2 separate regions of the Mus musculus genome follow, and region 1 is linked to region 2. A link is a contact called in ENCODE Hi-C or POLR2A ChIA-PET data. All regions are on one chromosome and are shown on one strand. The core of a region is the stretch at or near the end of the contact, and the rest is flanking DNA. Distances in the headings are between cores, read along the strand shown. Region 1 has its middle 15 kb from the start of Gm51276. Region 2 has its middle 39 kb from the start of Gm36600.

Region 1 (6,917 bases), core at 3,517-6,016, 39 kb after region 2:
TGATAATTGCTGATGTTGATGGTTGCCAGCTGTGTGTAGGATTTGTGTGTTAGGCCTCAAGGACTATTGGGTTGGATTACTTCTCTCTGTCTCTCTCTCTCTCTCTCTCTGTGTGTGTGTGTGTGTGTGTGTGTGTGTGTGTGTGTGTGTGTGTGCGCGCGCGCGCGCTTGATGTGTATGAGGGCACAGAGGCCTGTGTGAGTAGCAATGGGAATAGAGGACCCTGGGTGCCCTGCAGGACCACTCTCCACCGTATTCCATTGAGACAGGGTCTCTCACTGACCCTCGAGCTAGGCCTGAAGCCAGAGAACCCTAGAGTTCCTCCTGCCTCTTCTCTCTGCACTAACCCCCAGTGCTTTCTCATGGGTCTTGGGGATTTGAACTTATGTCCTCATGCTTGTGTAGTAAGGGCACCTTACCCTGGAGCTTCCTCCTATCCCAAGAATTGTCAATGCAACTTCAGGCCAAGACTCCCATCTCCACCCCCACCCCCACCCCCACCCTTGTCTTGGACAGTCCTGGAGAGCTAACCTGGGACCTGGCTCACGCTTGGCAATGCTGTACCCCTGAACTACAGTCCTCGCACAAGCTCTCTGACTCTCTAGCTGCTCAGAAGGGTTTTTGCCTTGACCTTGCAACTTTCTTGCTACTTTATGGCCATGAATAAAACAAACTTAAATAAGTAAGTTTGTTTTTAAATAAATGGTCTAAGGAGTTATCCAGGACCTCAGAAAGAAATCAGAGGTGAGAGGGAGATGCCCAAGGTTGGGTGACTCATTCCCTTCACCTCAAACCCAGGACAGGAGTCCTGGGGGGTGGGGCTCACACAACCCCGAGTGCAACCCACCAACACCCTGACCACTGTTTCCCGGAGCCAAACACAATTCCAGGTACACATAACTCCCAAGCAAGCACTGGCCATGTGAATGAAAGGGCTGCCCACACTGGCTGCAAAGAAGTCTCTCCCCATGGTGTTGAACATCATATCTGGTCGCGCACAAATGGAGAGCACACGTGGCCCCTGGCTCCCCTGCCCTGGGTTCTTTCGACCTCACATGGCTTTGCTGCCTCTCTCTTCCTGGACTTTACAGAGCGGGGGATGAAAAGGTCTGCAGCAGGTTCACTGCCATGGGTCGTCATGGCGCTGTTCCCTGGGGGGTGGGGGGGCTGTATGTAGAGAAGAGACCCAGACAGGGAGACAACTGAGCTGGAGCTGTGGCTGTTAGTGCTTGACTGGCATGCACAAAGCCCTGGGTTCCAACCCCAGCACCACCAGGCTTGAGGGAGCGTGCCTGTAATCCCAGTACCTGGCAGGCAGAAGACCTGTCAAGGTCACCCTTGCTTATGTAATACGTTAGAGCTACCTGAGACCCTAGAAAACTGGAGTGTTCACTGCCAAGGCTTCTGAGCTTGGGGTTGGGGGCCACGGCCAGTCATTAAGTGCTGGACGTAAGAACCAACCTGATCCTGACTGTGTGAGCAAGAGCCACGTTTCTTTGCTCAGGCTGTTGGTGTGTCTGGGCTTCTAAAGCGCTGACCGTGTTTTCCTTTAAGGAAAACCACTCTGCACAACCCAAGGACACTCAGCATTGACCCTGAGATGGTCTGAGCTGTCCCCAAAGCAAGTCTCTGATGATGCTGTGTCTGCCTCTCCTCTAGCAGCCCCAGCCTGGGCCACCAGTGACAGTGAGGTCCCTTTTGTTCAGCAAAGACTCCACCAGGCATGTCACAATGGGGCCGATTGTTCTGGGCAAGCCACGCTGACTTAAATATTTACCTTTTTGTTTCACAATCCAACAGGAAACAGGGGTCAAGAATTTTTTTTTTGTTCCCTTTCCCCGCTCTGGTCAGCACTAAAGAACAGTTGTTTTTCTAGTTACCCAAGAGGGGAATGATAACAGGTAGGCACCTGGCACTGAGAAGAAGTCTCCAGACTGTATAGCCCTTGGGTTTTAGCAGAATTCTCTGGCAACCGGATGAGATAGCTTCCGAGTCCGAGCCATGGTCAATTTTCTCCTACTTTCTGTGTGCCTCCGGCTTGGGCTGCTGAGCAGGACAGGAGCTGGGCCTTGTTAAACAACAACAACCAAATCCTAGGAGGACACTGCTTTAGACGGCTCTAAAGGCAGACCGAACCAAAATGGAGTCGCTTGAGTCAACTGCCATCCCCTAGAACCGGTCAGGTTTTCTGTATTCTGGGGAGGCTTGTCTGCTCCCGTTGGTGTGATGATGACGTTTCTGCTGCTTTAAACCATGTGAAAGTTCTCCCTGTGTGATGAACTGGGGGTGTTGGTAGCGTTCATCTCACATGCATAAAGCCCTAAATTAGTTCCCTAATGTAGCTAACCTCTCAATGTTCAGGCATTTCCTTAGTCCCTCCTCTGCAGCTAGATCGACTTGAGGTACCAAATGACATCCGTGAACAAGGTAGACAGCTGGTATTGTCAACTGATTGCAAGGAAAGGTGCTGATTCCAGGACCGGGTTTTGGGTTCTGCTCTGTGGTACACCGTGTACCCAGGATGCACAGGTCCTGGGCTCCATCCCAGACCATGGCATGCAAAGACATGAAGGGCCTTGGGGGCTTCTCCAGCCCCTTCCACCCAGTTCCTGTTTGTTCTCCGAGACCCAATATTAGTCCCACTTCTGCATCCAGAGGTTTCTGTTGGGTGAGAAACCACTCCTGGAATGTTCCCTCTGGATCCTAAAAGGAGGGGCTGTTACTGAATGTGTGAACTCAAGCCATAAAGTGATTGGGTCAGGGGTGGGGGTAGATTTCTAATTGTCACTACCTTGGAATGCAGCGTTGAGGGAGGAGAGACCTTCCTCTTAGGTTTGGTGTTGAATTTGAGATAGGCAGATGGGCAGGAGGCAGGGTGGAGGTTGGGGGGTTGGGGGTGGAGGTTGGTGGGGTGGGGATATAAACTTATTCCTGTTGGTTGGTTGCATGTGTGCATACACAAAAGGCATAATGGGAAGCAAGGTCATCCCTCCAGTCAGAGTCAGGGAATTTTGTTATCAGTTTCATCAGGAGAAGGGCAGGAAATACAGGCCACTTAGGTGACAGTGAATGCCTTTCAGGGGAGAGGAATGGGCCCTTAGGAGAGGACGGGACAGGTGATAGATTGTGGCGAGGCTCAGCTGGGAGTGGCCTGACCTCTCATCTCCCCGGGTTATAAGGAAGAGCTTCCCGGTTGCACACTCAAGGGAGGGTCTAACCTGTCCTCCAGCTGGGGCCCCATCTTGTAGGAGATGCCCTCTGTATCCTCTGTTTTCCAACGCCTTCATCCCCAACACACCAAATTGGTCAGTCGCTCTTCAGAGGCGCGTGTCCTGAAAAAAACCCACTTGGAGCAAAAGTGACTTTTAAAAAACTAAAAATGTGTAAAATTCAGTTATGAACAAGAGTTAAATGGCATGAGTTAAGATAGTTTTCTGTACTTTAAAGAAATATGTTTATATTAAAGCCCAGTGCCTGGCTTAGATTTGGTAGCATGCAACCTAGAATCCCAGTGCTCAGGAAGCTGAGGCAGGAGGATCACAAGTTTGGGGCCAGCCTGGGCTTTGTCTCAAATAAAATAGAAAGCTCAGATCTTGAACCTGGAGTGCATGGGTTCGAGGCCTATCTGTGCCACTTACTAGCCATTAACCTGGAAGCAACTGTCTATAATCTTTCTGTGCCTCGGCTTCCGGACGTGCTGCACGGGGTGAGGCATAGCTCCGTGGCAGAGCCCTTGCCTAGCAAGCACAAGAGCCCAGGTCCAGTCCCCAGTATCAAAAGGAGACGGGGGAGGGGTAACAAAATGCAAGGAAAAGGAAATGGTAGCTACTATAAAGGTTTGATAGAAAAGGTGTTTATATAAACTGGGTAGCACCAGGCACATAGTGACTACCTCATAGTACCAATGCTTAGCATTTTGATATCACTATAACATTTTTTATTACATTTACTCGTGTGTGTGTGTGTGTGTGAGAGAGAGAGAGAGAGCATGTGTATTGTTGTATGCATGTGTGACTTTGTGTGTATCATTGTATGCCTCTGTGTGTTATGCACACAGGTAGAGGTAGGTGGATGGGGCATGCCAAGGAGGACATCAGATATGCTGCTCTGATCATCCTTTCTCCGCCCTCTGCAGTGTTGGGGCTACAGGACCCAGGGCCACCCCTAGCTTTTTATATGTGTGCTGGGATCTGAACTCAGGACCATTATACAGTGAGTATGCTCAGCCATTGAATACTCTCATCACCCCACGCTGGACAAACCTTGAAGGCAGGCTTTGGTTGGTGTGTTCTGGTCACACAACTCCTCATATGTGAGTCCTAGTACAGAGCAAGGCAAACCATCGGAAGATAGCAGAGAGGAGGCAAAAAGACGCCTTCCACTCATGGCTACAACACACATGAGCCTTTCAAATGGCTAGGGCTAATTGTGAGCACCACCCACCCATCCACCTACCCACCCATCTACCCATCCATCCATTCACCCACCCACCCACCCATTCATCCACCCCCCCATTCATCTATCCACCCATCCACCCATCCACCCATCGTTCTATCCATCCATCCATCCATCCATCCATCCATCCCTCCATCCATCCATCCATCCATCCATCCATCCATCCATCTGGCAATCACTGACGGGCCTTGGGAATGTAATAAAGGTTTAGTCAACCCACTACCAGGAGTCGTTTGCATCTGCCAGGCCTCAGAGAACCAGTGCAAATTACAACAGCCAGGCCACAGCCTCCTGGGTGTGAGCTGAAGGAGCAGGGACACCCTGGGAAGAGAGCAGCTCGCCCAGTCCTCAGGGAGTGACTTCACGACCCGACTGGGACTTGAGGACATGAAAACAGATTGTCTCATACCCACTTGAACGTGCTGGGCTGCACGGACTTCATGTTTGTAAATTTTCCACTGTCTCAATCAAGTTGGGGTGGCTTTGTAAAAATTATTATTTCTATGACTATCATTACTGTTATTTGGCCTTGCTCTGTGCTTTGACTTCCCTTGCCCTTTCGATTTCCTTTCCAGCCCTCAGGTCCGGCTGCAGCTCTCAGAGGGACCTTTCCTAGTAAATTGTGCTAAACACAGCACTTCGGCTTGTTTTCATTCCTCTGGTATTGCAAGGCCCACCTCCAGGCTCCAGGGAAACCATGGGGGGCATTTTCCAGACTGCTTTCCAGTATAAACACAGCTTGAGAGGCCTGCCTGGCTTCACTGCTGCCCACATCTTTGGGTCTCTGCTCCCTGCTCCCGGGTTGGGGGCAGGGAGGGAGACCCCTGACCTCCTGTAAATATTTCAACACAGCCAGTTCTCTGAGGAATTACAATTTGTGCTTTTGCGTCAACTCTGAAGCAATCATGAGGGAGGCCCTATTTTTATGGCCTGGTGTACTTTCTCGATAATGGGACATTTTAATACTACATTTTTTATGGCTATTAACAAAAGAACTTCATGGCCTAAAACTCTAGGGTTGGGAGGGACACAAAAGAGGAGTCCAAGTAATTAGATCGTGGTGTCTAGTTTGACCCAGCCAAAGACACCGGCAGATCTCAGAGAACTCTATGGGATTGAGAAATCTTTCTGGCTACAAGCCTGGCCTGCTAAGTTGAGAGCATCCATGCCCTTAAATGGAGCCTATAAAGCAAAATTCAATGAGAGTATCGGAACAGAGTGTTTCATAGCTTCTCTTTCCCTCATGTGTGTATATCATATCCACGTGCGTGTGGGAGCATGGACCCGTGTTTGTCCTAGGAGGTCTGAGGCTCATACTGGGTCTTCCATGAATGTTCTCCATCTTATCCAATGAGATGGGCTCTCTCAGCTGAACCCAGAGCTCACCAGTATGGTGAGTCTGGCTAGCTAGCTTGCTCTGTTGAATCCTTGTATCACCCTTCCTAATGCTCCAATTATAGGCAGGTCCTATGGCCATCCAGCATTTACAGGGGCTCTGGGGATCCGAACTCTGGTCCTTATGCTTGCACGGCAAACACTTTAACAACAGATCTGTCTCTCCACCCCAGGACAGAATGTTACGAGGATACAGGACAAAATTCCTGGTAGGTACCAGCAACTGTGAGCAATACTCAACATATACACATACACACATACATACACACATACACACATACATACCCATACACATACATACAATGGTTTTTTCTATACATGTTTACCTTTGATTAAATTTAACTTACAAATTTGGCACAGTAAGCTATAAGCCACAATCATTAATCATAACAGAACAATTATAGCAATATGCTGTAACAAGGGTTAAAGGTATACCGGGCAATGGTGGTGCACGCCCTTTAATCCCAGCACTCGGGAGGCAGAGGCAGGCGGATTTCTGAGTACGAGGCCAGCTTGGTCTACAGAGTGAGTTCCAGGACAGCCAGGGCTGCACAGAGAAACCCTGTCTCAAAAAAAACAAAAAAGAAAAACAAAACAAAACAAAATAAAACAAACAAACAAAAAAAATTAAAGACTTATAGTCTCTCAAAATGTCTTACTGTTCCTCTCTACTCTTAAAGGAAGCAATTATGGGGCTCCTCTTTGTCACATTTCAATGGCCAGCATCATAATTCTTGGGTTGAGGATCATGATTAAATAAGAGTAACTTGAACAGACGTGTAGTGATACCACGGCAGTCAAACTGATATCCAAGACGGCCACTCCATGACTAACGGGAGGGTAACAAACACCTAGAGGACTCCTGCTCTAGTTACAATGTAGCAAGCTTTCTCCCAGATGTTTAGAAGGCATACAATTTAAATACTGAGAAACAAACTCTGATGGTTGAGGGCCTCTGCCAGGCGGGTCCCCTCAGAGAAGGAATTGTCCAGTTGACTATGGGAAAGGAAAGTCACAAGAATCTGGGACACACAGTTTTGTGTTGCCAGAGGTAGAAATGCAGTTTC
Region 2 (6,984 bases), core at 3,983-6,482:
TCTTGAGCGCTGAAGAGACGCACATTACTGCAGCTGCTTTGATCTTGGCTGCACTTGGGAATGTCAAATACGTTGGCTGCCAGCTGATCAAACAGAAGCTCAGACACTTCTGGGATCGAGAGATCAAGCCTAACTCCTAACCGCGGCCTTGCTGCTCAGGCAAACAATCTTCTACTAGTACCCTAGAGCTCAGGTCCACAGAATCAGGTCTGATCATCCCCTACCACAATCTGTCATACTGTGACGATGGCCTGATCATCCCCTCCTGTTCTGTCATACAGTGACTATCGTCTGTTGTAGGAGATTTGACATTCGGGACAGGTTGGTGGGAAAGTTTGAATAAAACAAAGCCAGTGTGTTCCGGTCACTCAGTGTAGCTCATGCCTGGCCAAGCATCCACACACACACGAGTCTACAGAGGCCGTAGCCTGTTCAAACGACCGCAGCTCCCTAGACTTACGCAGGAACAGAACATTTTCTTGAGATGCACATCTGAGGGAGGGCCTAAGACATCTGTCTTCCTTAGGCTTTTACAGAGGCCATGACCAAGGCAGCTTTTATAAGGACAACATTTAATTGGGGCTGGCTTACAGGTTTGGAAGTTCAGTTCATTATCATCAAGGCAGGAGGGAACATGGCAGTGTCCAGGCCAGGCATAGTGCAGGAGGAGCTGAGAATTCTATATCTCCCTTTAAAGGTCCCTAGAAGCAGACTGGCTCCCACGTAGTTAGGAGGAGGGTCTCGTTGCCCACTCCCACAGTGACACACTTCCTCCAACAAGGCCATACACACTCCACCAAGACTGCACCTCCTTATAAAGCCACTCCCTCAGCTAAGCATATTCAAACCACCACAACACCCAATTCCCAGCAGCCAGCAGCTGCTCCGATGACACACAGAGATGGGTGACCTTCCCACTCAGACTCTGCAGCATTCCCCCTCTGATGGCAGGACAGTATGCATCACAGTATGTATAACTGACCCACTAGAAATGGATTAAGCCCTTAGAGCTGAGGGCTGTGGGACCATCGAGAAGGAGGTGAAGAATGTAATACCAGAAAACTACCAATGCAAAGACAGTAACTCTCCCTGCCCTCTCTCTCTCTCTCTCTCTCTCTCTCTCTCTCTCTCTCTCTCTCTCTCTCTCTTTCCCTCCTTCCCTGCCTCACCCCGCCAAGGTTACCTATTAAGTGATAAACTTTTTAGTATTCCAAAGGACATGAGAATTTTAAATGTGCTTTAAAATGTCTAGCACTTTGTAAGTAAATACTTCATAGACTTATAGACAGGAATTGACAAACGGGACTGCAGGGTTGACTCAGCGATTAAGAGCACTGAGTGTTCTTCCAGAGGACCCAGGTTCGATTCCCAGCAACCACATGGGACTCCACAAGCACCCATAACTCTAGTTCCAGGGGATCTAGTGCCCTCTCCTGGCATGTATGTATGTAGTACACAGACAGAGGTGAAACACTAATACACATAAAACAAAATAAATAAATCTAAAATAAAAGTAATTTTAAAATTAAAATAAAAATAGACATGAAGGACAGAAGCACTGATAAAACCTCCTGTCTCATTGGGTAAAGAGCTCTTACCACAGGAGCCTGTGTCAGCCAGAGTCACATGCCTGGGGACCACGTGGTGAATGGCTAGAACCGGTCCGGTAAGTTGTCCTGTGACCTCTATAAGGGCACTGTAGAGCATGTGTGCACATGCACACACACGCACACACACACACACACACACACACACATACACACACTCAAACACAATGAATGAATGAATGAATGAATGAATGAAAATAAAAATGTTTAACATCTTGGTCATTTCAACTAAGAAAAGAAGTAAGTAGACCAGAAGAAATTTTCTTGATAAAGAGCATATAATAAAAAGATATGAAGACAAAATTGTTGTCAGGCATGGTGGGTCACACCTATGGTGTCAGCATTCAGGAGACTGAGACAAAAAAAGCAAAAAGCCAGTTCCTGCCTGGGCTGTACAGTGAGTTCCAGACCAGCCTGGGCAACTTAGCAAGACAGTGCCTCAAAAGAATAAAGAGGATTGGGATGTAGCTCTGTACTAAAGTGTTTGACTAGCATGCAAGAAACCCTAGGTTCAACCCCCTACCATCAAAAGGGGAGGGGAGACAAACAAGACACAATACAATTCTTAACACATTAATCCAGATGAAATAATACAAATGGTAAGTTAGCATGGCTGCTTGTAAAAGCACAGGTTTCCAGCCAGCAGGGTGAGGTGGATTGGCACAGGTGCTGGCCACCAGGTCTGACAGTTAGATCCCTGGGATTCCCACAAGACGGAAGGAGAGATCTCTGACTTGAAAATGATACCAGGGTGCACAAGTGTCCCTCCTGGTTCCCCAAATAAAGGATGGAGAAAAAAAAAAGACCAAGTTAGTTCCCCCCCCACACACACACACAATTTAGTCCTAGAGAAAAAAACGAATCGAGGAGAATCCTCAGAAGATCACATTCAGCTCATGTCTTTAGTCCAGTACTCCCAAGGCAGAGGCAGGCAGATCTCTGAGTTCGAGGCCAGCCTGGTCTAAGGAGTGTGACTCATGTTTCCTTCTGTAGTTCCAGGACAGCCAGGGCTACACAGAGAAACACTGTCTCAAAACAAAACAAGAGATGAAAGGGGAGGGGAGAGGGCGAGAGAAGAAATGAGGAAGAAATGATCTCCACAAAAGGCTATTCACTAACACGCTATCCTAAACATCTTTAAGCCATCTGAACGCCCAGGAGCAAATAAAGAATAATGCCCAGCTCTGAACACTAAATTTAATTCCAGCAAAATTCTCCTCCTCCAGCCCCAGAGACCACCACACATCCAGCAGTGAGCCGTGGATATGCTGGGGGGCGGGGTCTGTAAGAGTGTGTGCTAGGGGGCGGGGTCTGTAAGAGCTTGCGTGCTGGGGGCGGGGTCTGTGAGAGCCTGTGCTGGGGGTGTGTAGCTCTGTGGAATGAGAGTGCTGGGGTGCTGAGCAGGTATAGCTTTGTGGCAGAGGACATGCTGACCATGTATTAGGTGCTGGGTTCCATCCCCTGCACAAAACAAAATAGGGGTAGTAAGGAAGAAAAGAGGAAGAGGAGGAGGAGAGGGAGGAGGAGGAAAATTGGAAACATTGTGTAACTTAATTTCTATGGAATTCTAGAACAAAGAAAACAAAATAGAGGAGCCTTAAGGAATCCTGGTGGGGTGGGGGATTGAGGGACTTTCTGGATGACGAAAGCAGATTTCCTGGAGTAGGGCGTGGTTCCTTGGTTACCAGCATTTCAAAATACATCAAGCTATGGGCTTTCGGGTCTGTGCATTTCTTTGTGTATGTCTTGCATGTGAACTTAAAAGGGATCTTAAAAGGGTGGCGGACTGCTCAGACTAGAGTGCTTGCTGTGCCTGGGTGAGGACCTAAGTCCTGAGCTCCAGAACCAGTGTACAAGCCGAAGGGGGCCGGGGCAGGGGGGAGGGGCGGGGGGGGGGCGCAGGTGGTGGTGGTGGTGGGGTGGTGTGTGCACCTGTAACCATGGTGACAGGGAGGCAGAGACCGGTACATCCTGGAGACTTGCTGCTGGCTATTCAGTGTATTGAAAATTATGAACTCCAGGTTCACGGAGACACCATCTCTCAAAGAGGCCTTTACATGCACAGGGGAGCTCACTCTTTCGCATGCCTATGCGCACACACACACACACACACACACACACACACACACAAGAGCATTTGGGGAGAAATTATAAAGTTACCTTTATAAAACCAATGACATGATGAACACAATTTTTTTTTGGGTAGGCCTGGATATCCTGGAACTCACTCTGTAGACCAGGCTGGCCTCGAACTCAGAAATTCGCCTGCCTCTGCCTCCCAAGTGCTGGGATTAAAGGCGTGCGCCACTATGCCCAGCTCTGAACACTAAATTTAATTGAGATCACAGTTGCCTCAAGCTGGGGAGGTGGCGGCAGAGGAAGGGACCCTATTTAAGGTGGGGGGGGGGAGGGTCAGAGATGACTCTAACTCTTGTTTCAAAGGTTGACTCCAAAGACAGTCCTTCATATCACTCTGTAATAACAAAATATATTCATATGATATGTGCACATATTTACATGTCATATTCATTATATTGTAAGTATCCAATAATGTATACATTCTAATTTTTAAAAGAATTTTATAGGGCTGGAGAGATATTCCACCACTTAAGAGCACTGGCCTCTCCTCCTCTCCTCTCCCCTCTCCTCTCTTCTCTTCTCTGAGCTCAATTCCCAGCATCCACATAGCAGCTCACAACTGTCTATAACTCCTGCTCCAGGGGATCCATCTGATCTCCTCTTCTGGCCTCCACAAAAGAGGCACCAGGCACACATGTGGCACAGGGATGTGTGTAGGCAAAGCACCCGTACACACCAAATAAAAATAAATCTTGAAAAAATTGTATGTATATGTGTCCGTGTGTGTGCACACATGATTGGGTGTATATGTGTCTGTGTGTGTGCACACATGATTGGGTGTATATGTGTCTGTGTGTGTGCACACATGATTGGGTGTATATGTGTCTGTGTGTGTGCACACATGATTGGGTGTATATGTGACTGTGTGTGTGCACACATGATTGGGTGTATATGTATCTGTGTGTGCACATATGATTGGGTGTATATGTATTTGTGTGTGCACACATGATTGGGTGTACATGTGCTCCTGACTGCGGAGCATCTCTCCACACCCAGTTGAAAGCAGGAGCTGGAGAGATGGCCAGCAGTTGAGAGCACTTACCATTCTTCCAGAGGACCTGGGTTCAGTTCCCAGCATGACTCAGCAGCTCTTAAGCATCTGTAACTCCTGACCTCTTCTGGGCTCCAATGACCCTGCACATAGGTGCTGTGCTTATGTGCAAGCAAAATACTCACACACATACACTACAAATAAATCCTAAATCAGTGTTTAAAGCAACATGGGGTAGGAGGAGCCTGGGCTACATAGGAAGACCTTTCAATGTGTCCCCTTAAGAGCAACTTCAGTTGACAAAATGAATTGTCACCTGGAAAAGATTAATTGTGTCTCATCCAAAGAATTCCTCCTTATGACACTCCATTGGCCCCTTGCTGCCGGTGGTCTAGGCCCATGTGTCAGTCACACAGGGCTCTGCAAGCCAGTACCTGCCAAAGGACTAGATTTGATTTTCCTCAGATGTCATGCGGAGAATCCATGACCCTGCTCACACAACCTCCCTCTGCCTCCCTGCCTCTGCCTGTTTCCGTGCCAGCATGTCCTCCTGGTGAGCCTAGAGGATGCTCATGGGCTCAACTCCAGCTTCAGCCTTCCAGAGCCCAACCTCAAGACCTGACAGCAGACAGCTTGGAGAGCAGCTGAGGAGCCAGGCTCTGCTGGGCTGAAAGCATCCTCTGTAGGCTGGGATCTCCTGACATACAACGGCCTCTTCTCCTACCTGGATACTTCCGATTAGCACAAAGGGATCCTGACCATCTCCTGTGTGGACCAGCTGGGTCCTCTGCAGTCTCTGAGCTCCAATCAGCCTTTCAGTCTCCCTAGGAAACAGGGTGCCAGAGAGCTGGTGACTGGCCACAGTGACTGTTTGAAGCTCACCCACCAAGGGGCTAACCTGCAGATGCCCCCTGACTAACCCTGTTTCCCTTGGGCAGGTCACAGACCCTGCAACAGAAGGAGCACATACCCACACCCCCCAACACACACACAATGACTACAATGTTGAGTCTAAACAGGATGAAACTTTGGCCTCTGTCACTATTTATTTTTTTATGTTTTTAATTAAATCTCTGGGGTCACTGACACCCTGGAGCCAGAGAAATGCAACCCTGAAGCTAGCTTGTTAATGATACACCATCTGTCTGTTCACACGGGGCGGTCACATGATCTTTGCTCTGCAGAACATCCTGTCTCACTGGCCTAAACCGGTTTGTGGGTGAAATGCTTGGGAGAAATGCCAGACACTCTCTCTCTCTCAATCTCCCTCTCTCTCAATCCTCTCTCTCTCTCTCTCTCCCCATCCTACAATGAGCAGTCAGGAAAAAAAAAGAAATCAGCTCTTAGTATCAACTCTGTTCCCTTTGTGCCAACCGTGGGTAGCACGACATCACCCTCTTTGCGCTGTAGGAGTCTAGTGGAGTCACCTGGCTTCTGGTGGCACCCTCGGAGAAGGGAAGAGATAAAAAGGCGGCACAGTGCAATCAAAGAGGAGACTTCAGTCAAAGAACACGCACAGTGTCCTCAGCATCCAACTAAGGCTCTGAGGGACCCTGGAACCCCAACCAGGGTAGAAGGGGACAGAGCCAGGAGCCCTCTGACTTTGACAATGAGAGGGCGTATGACTCATTTTTACCCATAATACTCTGATCATTGACTTGGGCCCGAGATTAGATAAAACCACTTAAGACTGTTTTCCCGATGGTGGTTTTTAGACCTGCAGCTTTTAGCTATTAAAAATGTCTCAGGAGCCGGGCCTGGTGGCGCATGCCTTTAATCCCAGCACTCGGGAGGCAGAGGCAGGAGGGTTTCTGAGTTCGAGGCCAGCCTGGTCTACAAAGTGAGTTCCAGGACAGCCAGGGCTATACAGAGAAACCATGTCTCGAAAAACAAAACAAAACAAAACAAACAAACAAACAAAAAAAACCAACAAAAAAAATGTCTCAGGAAGGAAAAGTCCACAAAGGTCCTGTAAGCGCCGGCCCTCCTGTGCCCACCATCATCCCCAGGGCAGTGGGAATCAACCTGAAGGACTTGACTCTTGGAGGACAGAAGATGAGCAGCTGTAAACTACGCTTTATGAACTCCCCTGGACTTGGGCACTCCAAAACCGCTGGGACACGTTAGATGATCGCATGCCTGCAGAACTACCCTCAGTTACCATGTCAGAGCAGGTGGCAAGCCACCACAACATGGGAGTTTGTCCTGGAGTACCCTCCTGGGCAGGTGACTGCAGCTGCAGAGGAG

Evidence for each region. Hi-C counts contacts between places; a loop is a spot of excess contacts on that map. ChIA-PET counts read pairs that join two places held with the same protein, here RNA polymerase II (POLR2A).
Region 1: a loop to region 2 is called in a map of regulatory T cell, with 2.1 times the contacts of the local background. The contact joins two enhancer-like sites. A Hi-C loop is called at or near these places in 2 of 37 maps with a recorded cell type or tissue (Patski and regulatory T cell). POLR2A ChIA-PET finds 5 or more read pairs at or near these places in 5 of 5 experiments (Patski and embryonic stem cell).

What each region holds. Positions count from the first base shown.
Region 1 is chr4:150,779,750-150,786,666 of GRCm38, forward strand. No RefSeq gene overlaps it. Among named protein-coding and RNA genes, the nearest start is that of Gm51276, 15 kb to the right of the region's middle. Within about 2 kb of position 4,767, at least 1 of the 3 ENCODE cell types and tissues checked has a DNase peak (open chromatin) inside an H3K27ac peak, as active enhancers do.
Region 2 is chr4:150,740,364-150,747,347 of GRCm38, forward strand. No RefSeq gene overlaps it. Among named protein-coding and RNA genes, the nearest start is that of Gm36600, 39 kb to the left of the region's middle. Within about 2 kb of position 5,233, at least 1 of the 3 ENCODE cell types and tissues checked has a DNase peak (open chromatin) inside an H3K27ac peak, as active enhancers do.